2 separate regions of the Homo sapiens genome follow, and region 1 is linked to region 2. The links are chromatin loops, found by intact Hi-C in ENCODE. Cell type or tissue: PC-9. All regions are shown on one strand. Links, peaks and the distances in the headings refer to the core of each region. The heading gives the core; the rest is flanking DNA.

What was found. Hi-C counts contacts between places; a loop is a spot of excess contacts. Peaks named below come from ENCODE experiments on the same cell type or tissue, not always from the same donor. Only the 100,000 strongest peaks of a DNase experiment are listed, where the experiment ranks them.
Region 1: a loop joins it to region 2, with 12 times the contacts of the local background. A loop is called at or near these places in 2 of 110 quality-filtered maps.

Annotation. Positions count from the first base shown.
Region 1 is chr22:37,537,015-37,541,394 of GRCh38, reverse strand. No RefSeq gene overlaps it. Among named protein-coding and RNA genes, the nearest start is that of CARD10, 20 kb to the right of the region's middle. RefSeq lists a silencer at 2,322-2,511 and enhancers at 2,130-2,629, 2,630-3,131, 3,238-3,447. In PC-9, for the core only: CTCF peaks have their summits at 2,160 and 2,359 (motif pointing left); a DNase peak (open chromatin) is centred at 2,384; H3K27ac peaks cover 683 bases.
Region 2 is chr22:37,314,853-37,319,232 of GRCh38, reverse strand. It overlaps CYTH4 (cytohesin 4), which reads right to left. Exons shown (of 13, transcript NM_013385.5): 13 at 3,892-4,380. It overlaps LOC105373024 (a long non-coding RNA gene), which reads left to right. Exons shown (of 4, transcript XR_938232.3): 2 at 1,728-1,841. Among named protein-coding and RNA genes, the nearest start is that of CYTH4, 35 kb to the right of the region's middle. RefSeq lists an enhancer at 442-1,299. In PC-9, for the core only: CTCF peaks have their summits at 1,993 and 2,196 (motif pointing left); a DNase peak (open chromatin) is centred at 2,222.

The sequences.
Region 1 (4,380 bases), core at 105-4,104, 220 kb before region 2:
TTTCACCGTGTGAACCAGGATGGTCTCGATCTCCTGACCTTGTGATCCGCCCGCCTCGGCCTCCCAAAGTGCTGGGATTACAGGCGTGAGCCACCGTGCCCGGCCTCCTTCTGCCACTTCTGAATGGTTCTTCTCCCATCTGGGCCTTGGTTTTCCCATCCGTGAGCTGGACACAGGAATGGTGGCTTTTTCCTGGTGTTGTTATGAGAATCCAAAGGGTTAACACATGTAAAGAGCTTACGACAGCACCTGGTGTATGGTCAGCCTTGTGATGTTTTAGCTGATGCCACTGCTGAATGGTGGGTACTGTGGGAGGGGCTGCCCAAGACATGGGTTGGAGCATGCCTGGCAGACAGGGAGAGGACATGCCAGGGGAAGGCCACTGCCTGTGCAAATGCCCAGAGGTGTGTAGCACATGGATGTGTTGGACAGTGGTGGGGTGAGAGGTGGGAAGGAGCATTTGAAGATACTATCATTCCCTTTGGATATTCTCCTCAGGGCAGCAGGGAGCCATGGAAGGCTCTTGAGCAGAGGAGTGACATGGTAGAGCTGAACGCCAGGGCTACAGAGTGGTGATGGACTGGAGGGGCCAGACCAGGGCAGAGGGACCAGTTAGGAGTAGGCACAAGAAGCCTGGTGGGAGATGGGGTTCCTGAACGAGGGCATTAGTTCTGGGGATGGAGAGGCCAGGAGAGGACTAGTGGAGGGGGTGGGGCATGTAGCTGAGCTGCTGGTGATGAAACAAGGAGCGAGGAACACAGTGGGCTGAGGGAGATGGAGGAGTGTGAGTGTCCTGGAAGCCATTGATTCAGAAGATACTAATATACTTAGCAGGGGATGTTGAAGGAGGACTTTGAAATGTCTGTAGTAGTCGTCCAGGGGATCAGCAAGGGAAGGGCATCCCAGACAGAGAGCTGCCAAAGCAAGAGTGCAGAGGTGTCAAATAGCCTGTGTGTTTGGAGAGCAGTGGGTGTGGTGGAGTTTGGGTTTTGGGGGGAAGTAGGGGGCCAGGAGTTTGGGGCCTTGGGCACAATCCTGTAGGCTATTAGGAGTGGGAGTCAGTGAACCGAGTGGCAGGAAGAAAATTTAAACATCTCTATTAGTTTCCTGTGGCAGCTGTAACAAATGACCACAATCTTGGTGGCTTAAAACAATAAAAATTTATTCTCTCCACGCCAGGTGCAGGGCTCTCGCCTGTGATCCCAGCACTTTGGGAAGCCAACGCAGGAGGATCGCTTGAGCCCAGTAGTTCGAGACCAGCTTGGGCAACATAGTGAGACCCTCATCTCTACAAAAAACTTTAAAAAATTAGCTGGACATGGTGGTGTGAGCTGGGAGTCCCAGCCACTTGGGAGGCTGAGGTGGGAGAATCGCTTGAGCCCAGGAGGTCAAGGCTGCAGTGAGCTATGATCACACCACTGCACTCCAGCCTGGGCAATAGAGCAAGACCCTGTCACTGAAAAACAAACAAACAAAAATGATTAGTTCTGGAATCCAGAAGTCTGAAATCAAGGTGTTGGAGGGGCCCCGCTCCCTCTGAAGGTGCTAGGGGAGAATCCTTCCTTGCCTCTTCCCGCTTCTGGTGGCTCCAGGTGTCCTTGCCTTATGGCAGCCTCGCTCCTGCCTCTGCCGACATTTCCGTGTAGCTCCCTCTGTGTCAGCATCTTCTCTTCTTGTAAGGACACTTGTCAGTGGATTTGGCCCCCCACGGATAATCCAGGACGATCTCATCTTGAGATCCTTACTTTTTTTTTTTTTTAAGATGGAGTTTCGTTCTTGTCACCCAGGCTGGCGTGCAATGGTGCAATCTGGTCTCACTGCAACCCTCTCCTCCCGGGTTCAAGCGATTCTCCTGCCTCAGCCTCCCAAGTAGCTGGAATTACAGGCATCCGCCACTACGCCTGGCTAATTTTTTATTTATATTTTTAGTAGAGAGGGGGTTTCGCTGTGTTGGTCAAGCTTGTCTTGAGCTCCTGACCTCAGGTGATCCGCCAGCCTCAGCCTCCCAAAGTGCTGGGATTACAGGAGTGAGCCACCGCGCCCGGCCGAGATTCTTATCTTCATTACATTCGCAAAGACTCTTTTTTCAAATAAGACTGTATTCCCTGGTCCCAGGTGGACGTGTCTTTTGCAGGGGGGCCACCAGTCAACCCACTGCAAAATCCCCAGGCAGTGCCCTCTCCCACGTTCCTCTCCTCCTTGGGGCTCCCAGCCCCTCCAATCCAGCCTCCTTGAGTAGGAACTGTGTGGTCCTCATTCACTTTTCCACCCCTAGGGCCCAGAGTGGGCAGTGTGTTTGCAAATATAACTCCGTTCCTCTCTTCTTCCCTCCCTCCCTCCAGTAACCGATGCCACCAGAGGCTAGAACTGGTGCTGCACCTGTGGGACGAGGGCGCCACCGTGTGTCCAGCTTGGAGCAGTGTGGTCACAGGCTTGAGCCCAGCCCCTGCCCTGCTGACAGCCACTTACAGAGCGCCTGCCCCACCAGTCACTCCACCCACATCAGCCCTCTTCTTCATGGCCGCAGTATAAAGAGGGAATTACTATCCAGTTTTTCAGATAAGGAGACTGAGGCTGAGACCTTGCTAACGTCACCCAGCCTTCAGCTGCCGCCAACTCCAAAGCCACACCCACGCCATGCTGTGGACCAAAACTAGACCTGTGCGTGGGTCTGGGCGTGAGCCTTCAGACTTCTCAGGGTGTCCTGCTATTGGGAAGCTGACGCAGGAGGATTGCTTGAGCCCAGTAGTTCGAGACCAGCTTGGGCAACATAGTGAGACCCTCATCTCTACACCTCTTCTGTAAAGGGGGGAAGGTGCCAAGGACCGCCCTTGCCAGGTGGCCCCTTCCCCGTCTCTGGCCCTGAGAGAGACCTGCAGACCCCTGAGGCCTGTGGGTCTTGGGGGAATGAATTTTTGGGGAATACAATTCTGAGTACTTTCCAAACATTAGTCTTTTTGAATATTTTGGTGTTCATTGTTTTTCTCTAAACATTTGCATATGTGTGAACTATTTAGTGATTTAAAAAATATACTTAACTGGGTTAAAACTTTACGTAGGGCTGAGTGCAGTGGCTCACGCCTGTAATCCCAGCCCTTTGGGAAGCCACGGTGGGCGGATCACTTGAGGTCAGGAGTTTGAGACCAGCCTGGCCAATATGGTGAAACCCTGTCTCTACTAAAAATACAAAAATTAGCCGGCTGTGGTGGTGCATGCCTGTAATCCCAGCTACTCGGGAGGCTGAGGCAGGAGAATTGCTTGAACCGGGGAGGTGGAGGTTGCAGTGAGCCAAGATTGTGCCACTGCACTTCAGCCTGGGCGATGGAGTGAGACTCTGTCTCAAAAAACAAAAGAAAACGAAACCAACTTTATGTAGGCCTCCAGTTCCCCTCTAAAAGACAACAGCTGGCTGGGCGCAGTGGCTCACGCCTGTAATCCCAGTACTTTGGGGAAGCCAAGGCAGGAGGTTCACTTGAGGCCAGGGCTTCGAGACCAGCCTGGGCAACATAGTGAGACCCTGTCTCTATTTAAAACAAACAAACAAAAAAGGCCTGGCACCGTGGCTCATGCCTGTAATCCCAGCACTTTGGGAGGCTGAGGCAGGCGGATCACCTGAGGTCAGGAGTTTGAGACCAGCCTGGCCATGCGGCGAAACCCTTACTAAAAATACAAAAATTAGCCAGATGTGGTAGCGGTGGGGGGTGCCTGTAATCCCAGCTCCTCAGGAGGCTGCGGCAGGGAAAATTGCTTGAACCCGAGAGGTGGAGGTTACAGTGAGCCAAGATCGCACCATGGCCCTCCAGCCTAGGCAACAGAGCGAGACTCCATCTCAAAAAAAAAAAAAAAATAAAATAAATAAATAAAAAATAAATGAAAAACAATAACTGATGGCAGTTTCCTCCATATTCTCCCAGAGATGATCTGGGATGATTTATATATGTATATATGTATGTACATGTACACAGTATATGCAGACACACACACCACACACACATTCCCCCACTTCTTTTTAAAAGCAAATGGTGGCATACGATATACAATTCTCTACTGTCTTTTTCCACATAATGACATTTTTGCATTTATTCCATATGATTGCATATAATTTACCTTTGGGGGTTGTATTAGTTTGGGCTTCCTTAACAAACTACTATAGACTGGGGGGCTGAAATAGCAGAAATTGATTTTCTCACAGTCTGGAGGTTGGAAGTCCAGGATCAAGGGATGGGAATAGTGGCTTCTTCCCAGGCCTCTCTCCTTGGCTTGTAGATGGCCATCTTCCCATCATCTTTCTTCTGTACACATCTGTGTCCAAATCTCCTCTTCCTATAAGAGGCAAGGGTACTATTTTGATTGACATTATATACATGAAATAAGTGTATA
Region 2 (4,380 bases), core at 88-4,087:
GTAAAGTCACCCACGCAGGCTGGCCAGTGTGTCTCCGCTTCTGTTGCATTCCAAGTCCAGCTGTTCTAGGCAGGCCTCCTCCAGGCCCACCAAAGAATTCACCGCTTCTCAAATGTGCCAAACTCCTGTGTGGGGGCTCCGTGCTCCAGTCTCCCCAGGCCCCACAGCCCCTCTTCCCTCATCCTTACCGTCGCTCCCAACGCTGTCCCCATAGCGAGGTCACTTCATCCTCCTCCGCCGGCCCTGCCTGCAGACCAGATTCGCCCACGTTTCTCCAGAGCCCAGCGCCCGGCCTGGAACCACCACGGGAAGAGCATGTTCTCCCCAAAGAGGCCCTGTGGAGTCTGGCTTTTCTCCTGGAGGGTGGTTGTTGGATCTTGGGCAGAGGAGGCTGTGCTGTCAGGAAGAAGCCAAAAGGGATGGGACAACATTGCCAGACAGGGAGGGAGGTGGGGCTGGCTCGCGGGGACGGTCCAGAGAGGGTCCCCACTGGGCCAGGATCACATGGCAGTTTGGGGCAAGGCCAGGATTTTGACCCAGATGTGTGTCACTCTCTGGCTTCATTCTTCAGCCATTCTGGGTGCAGTCTGGAGAGTTGGGAGGCATGCAGGAGTGAGTGGCTGGGTCTCTGGTGCCCCTCAGAGGCCAGGCTCTCAGGACACTTGGGGTAGGAGGTGGTCCTCCCATTGAAGGGAAGGAGGGTCTGGAGCCTGCAGTGTCCTGGTGGGAGCAGGCCTGTCTTTGATGCTCACACTTGCAGACCCCTGGGGAAGGCCTGAGTCATCACTGAGCCGGCAAACATATTTAGCTCCTTTTATGTCCCTAATAAATCAATTTCTCCAGGTCTTTCATACCTGCCACTCGACTCGGGCTGCCTGCCCCCATCTCCTGTCCCCTGGCAGCTCTGTGTGCCAGGCTTCAAGATGGAGGGGCTCCTCCTCCCCAGGTACCTGGCAGGGGCCCACTCTGCCTTCTCCAAGCCCCGCTGCCCTGGCCTATTCCAACCCAGAGCCTTCTGTGCCAAGCTAGTCCTCCCTCAGGCTGGGATGTCTCCGTTCAGCAGCCACATTACTGAATGCCCCCTCAGAGCTTCATGCGGCCAAAGCTGCAGCCCCAGAGCTGCAAGGATCCTGCACTGTGCACGCAGCTCAGTCCCAGCCAGCACCCAGCCTCCCTCAACCTTGCATTCTTTTGACTCACTGGGGCTTGTGTTTGGGGCCCAGGGGAGTTCCAGAAATACCTTGCCTCGACCTGCCCTCCTTGTCCTGTCTCCTACTGGCCCCACTGGCTGGAAGGCTCAGACCTCCACTTGGCTTATCTTTCCTGAGCACACCTCTTCCAAGAAGTCTTCCCAGATCTCCCCCACTACCCCACTGCCCACATGAATCTTTCCCCCTCAAATGGCCCCAATTCCATGTTTTTGTAGCTCCATGAATGCATGCCCACAGTCTGCCTTGTGACCATAATAATAGTAGCATGTAACGTCCCAGGAGCTGCCTAACGCTGTTGTTAGCATTTTACATATATTTAATTATTTCCATTTTATAGATGGGAAACCTGAGGCTCAGAGAGCTTAGGAAACCTGCTTAAGGCACAGGGTAGAGGTGAGCCTTCACCATGGCCCTCTGGGTGGCTCTGACGGCTACGTCACCCCCCCGCCCCGTGCCCTGACACAGTAATGGCTTTCGTGGTACCTGCTCATCTTCCTCCCCCGCCATCCCTTCCAGGGCAGGAGCTGTGTTGCAGCGGTGCCTGTTGCATGTGGAAGTCTCCCTTCAAGGTTTGCATCATGGAACTCACCTGGCCCAACCTCTCAGGGAGGAAAATTCCAACCAGAGAGGGTAAGCAACTCGTTCGGGGCCCCACAGCCAGAAAGCAAGAGTGCGCGAATCTCCCAGTGCCAGGCCCAATGCCAGCCCCAGCAGGGGTGACTGTGCCCAGCACGAGTGGCGGGGAGGCCCATGCTTGTTTGTGTCCATGGGTGTCTACTGGGCTGCTCGAGCCCTTGGGCCCTGATAGACCAGATGTCTCCCCCTTTAGGACGTCCAGGCCAGGGCTCTACTCCGGACAGAGACCCCGTCCCTGCAAGGGACAGCCAGTCAGCCCTGTCCAGCCCCGTCCAGCCCTGTCCAGCCCTGTGCAGCCAGTCCAGCCATTCTGACTGCAGCGTTGAAACCTCTTATCCACGTGTGGTGGGAGCCCCCTGCTGACCAGAGTGAGGAGTGGCAGAATGGCAGGAAGGTGAGCAGACATGCCCTGGAGAGACTCAGGGGGCCAGTGAGTCAGAGCCCAGCTCTCCATGCTCCTGGCTTGTGATGTGGCCTCTCCAGGTACTCCTGCATCTCCTGGAGGCACCAACGTTCTCATAGCTCTCTAGGCCTCTGGACATTTGCACCTGCTGATGCTGAGACCCAGAGGGCCTTTTATCAGTTAACTTCAGGTGAACTAGCAGTTATTGTGCACCTATTGTGTGCTGGGCACTCTGAGTATGTGCAAGGTCTGGCCCACAAGGAGCTCACAGTTCAGTGTGGGGCAGACATGAAGTGAGCTCACTGCATTATCAGGTGCGTGTCCTGTCCCCAGCCTGGCTGCCAATACTTGAGCACCCTCCTCAGAGAAGCCTCCCCGGATTGCCCTCTGCCCAGCCCAGCCCAGCCCAGCCCTCCACTGCCTGCTCTGCGTCCTCTGGAACAGCGTGTGTTCAGTACTGCAGGGATGTGAGCCCCATGCAGGCAGGGATTCGGCCTTGTTGTACCAGTGTCTGGGACAGTGCCTGGCACAACGTAGGTGCTCCATAAACATTTGTGGGATGTACAAATAAATGAAGGTTATTGAATTCAAGCTCCTCCGTTACCCACCAAGTGATCCTTGGAGCAGCAGTGCTTGCACTCCTCCAGCAACGGGGAACATTCTACTCACCTCCCGTGGCAGCAGGCTCTTTCTCTCTCTCTCTTTCTGTCTGTCTGTCTGTCTGTCTCTCTCCCTCCCCGCTCCTTCCTTCCTTCCTTTCTTTTTATTTTGAGACAGAGTCTCACTCTGTTGCCCAGGCTAGAGTGCAGTGGCATGATCTCGGCTCACTGCAACCTCTACCTCCCAGATTCAAGCAATTTTCCTGCCTCAGCCTCCCAAGTAGCTGGGATTACAGGCTTGCACCACCACGCCTGGCTAATTTTTTGTATTTTTAGACGGGGGGTCTCACCAGGTTGGCCAGCCTGGTCTCGAACTCCTAACTTCAGGTGATCTGCCCGCCTTAGCCTCCCAAAGTGCTGGGATTACAGGCGTGAGCCACCACGCCTGGCTCTTTTTTTCTTTTGAGATGGAGTCTTGCTCTGTCACCCAGGCTGGAGTGCAGTGGCACCATCTGGGCTCAATGACACCTCCGCCTCCCAGGTTCAAGCAATTCTCCTGCCTCAGCCTCCTGAGTAGCTGGGACTATAGGCACCCACCACCACGCCCAGCTAATTTTTGTATTTTTAATAGAGACGGGATTTCACCATGTTGGCCAGGCTGGTCTCGAACTCCTGACCTCAAGTGATCCTCCCACGTCGGCCTCCCAGAGTGTTGGGATTACAGGCGTGAGCCACCACGCCTGACCGGCAGCGGCTCTTTCTATCGTTAGACAGCATTGCCTGCTGGAAAGTCCTTTTGCCTTTCCCTGGGCTTGTCAGAACCAGCTTGCCTGCACCTGCTCTGTGGAAGCCCCATTGGCTGTCCAGCCCCTGGGGATGGCTCCTGTGCCAGTGTTCCGGGGATGGGGTCGTAGGGCCCTCTGAGTGACCAGCCTCCCTGCCTGGCCCTCCTGCCCTCCACTGGGAAAGGGACGGAGGTGGAGGGCCCGGTGGGGTCAAGGTGGCAGCCGCAGTCACAGAGAGGACAGAGCCCACTCACGAGTTGGATCAGGAGTTTTATTCTCTCTTTGGAATGACTCCCAGAACAGCCACTTATGCCCAGAAAATCCATGATCCCATCTCCTCCATGATGGAGGAAGCTGAGGACCAGAGAGGGGAAGGGAGTAGACTAAGGGAGTAGCCAGTGCATCCCAGGAGCAGGACAGAATCTCTGACCCCTGACCCCTAGCCCAGTGCTCCTTCCACCACCCCTGGCTGCTCCTTCATGGACCAATGAGGTGACAGAGGCAGGGCCTAGTTCACAGGCTGACAAGAATCTGCGGATGTCCTCAGATGTCCCACAAGGTGTCCTCCTGCAGACGCCCAACCCAGACCTTGTCTGCTGCAATATCACTACCAGTGCTTGCAGACCTCCAGAGACAGGAGTCTCACCACCTCGCAAGGCAGCTACTCCATCCTGACCCTGTGGAAGGTGTGCAAATGTGGGGGTGGGTGGGGACGAGGAGAGGTGCCTCGCGAGCTGCGGTTCCTT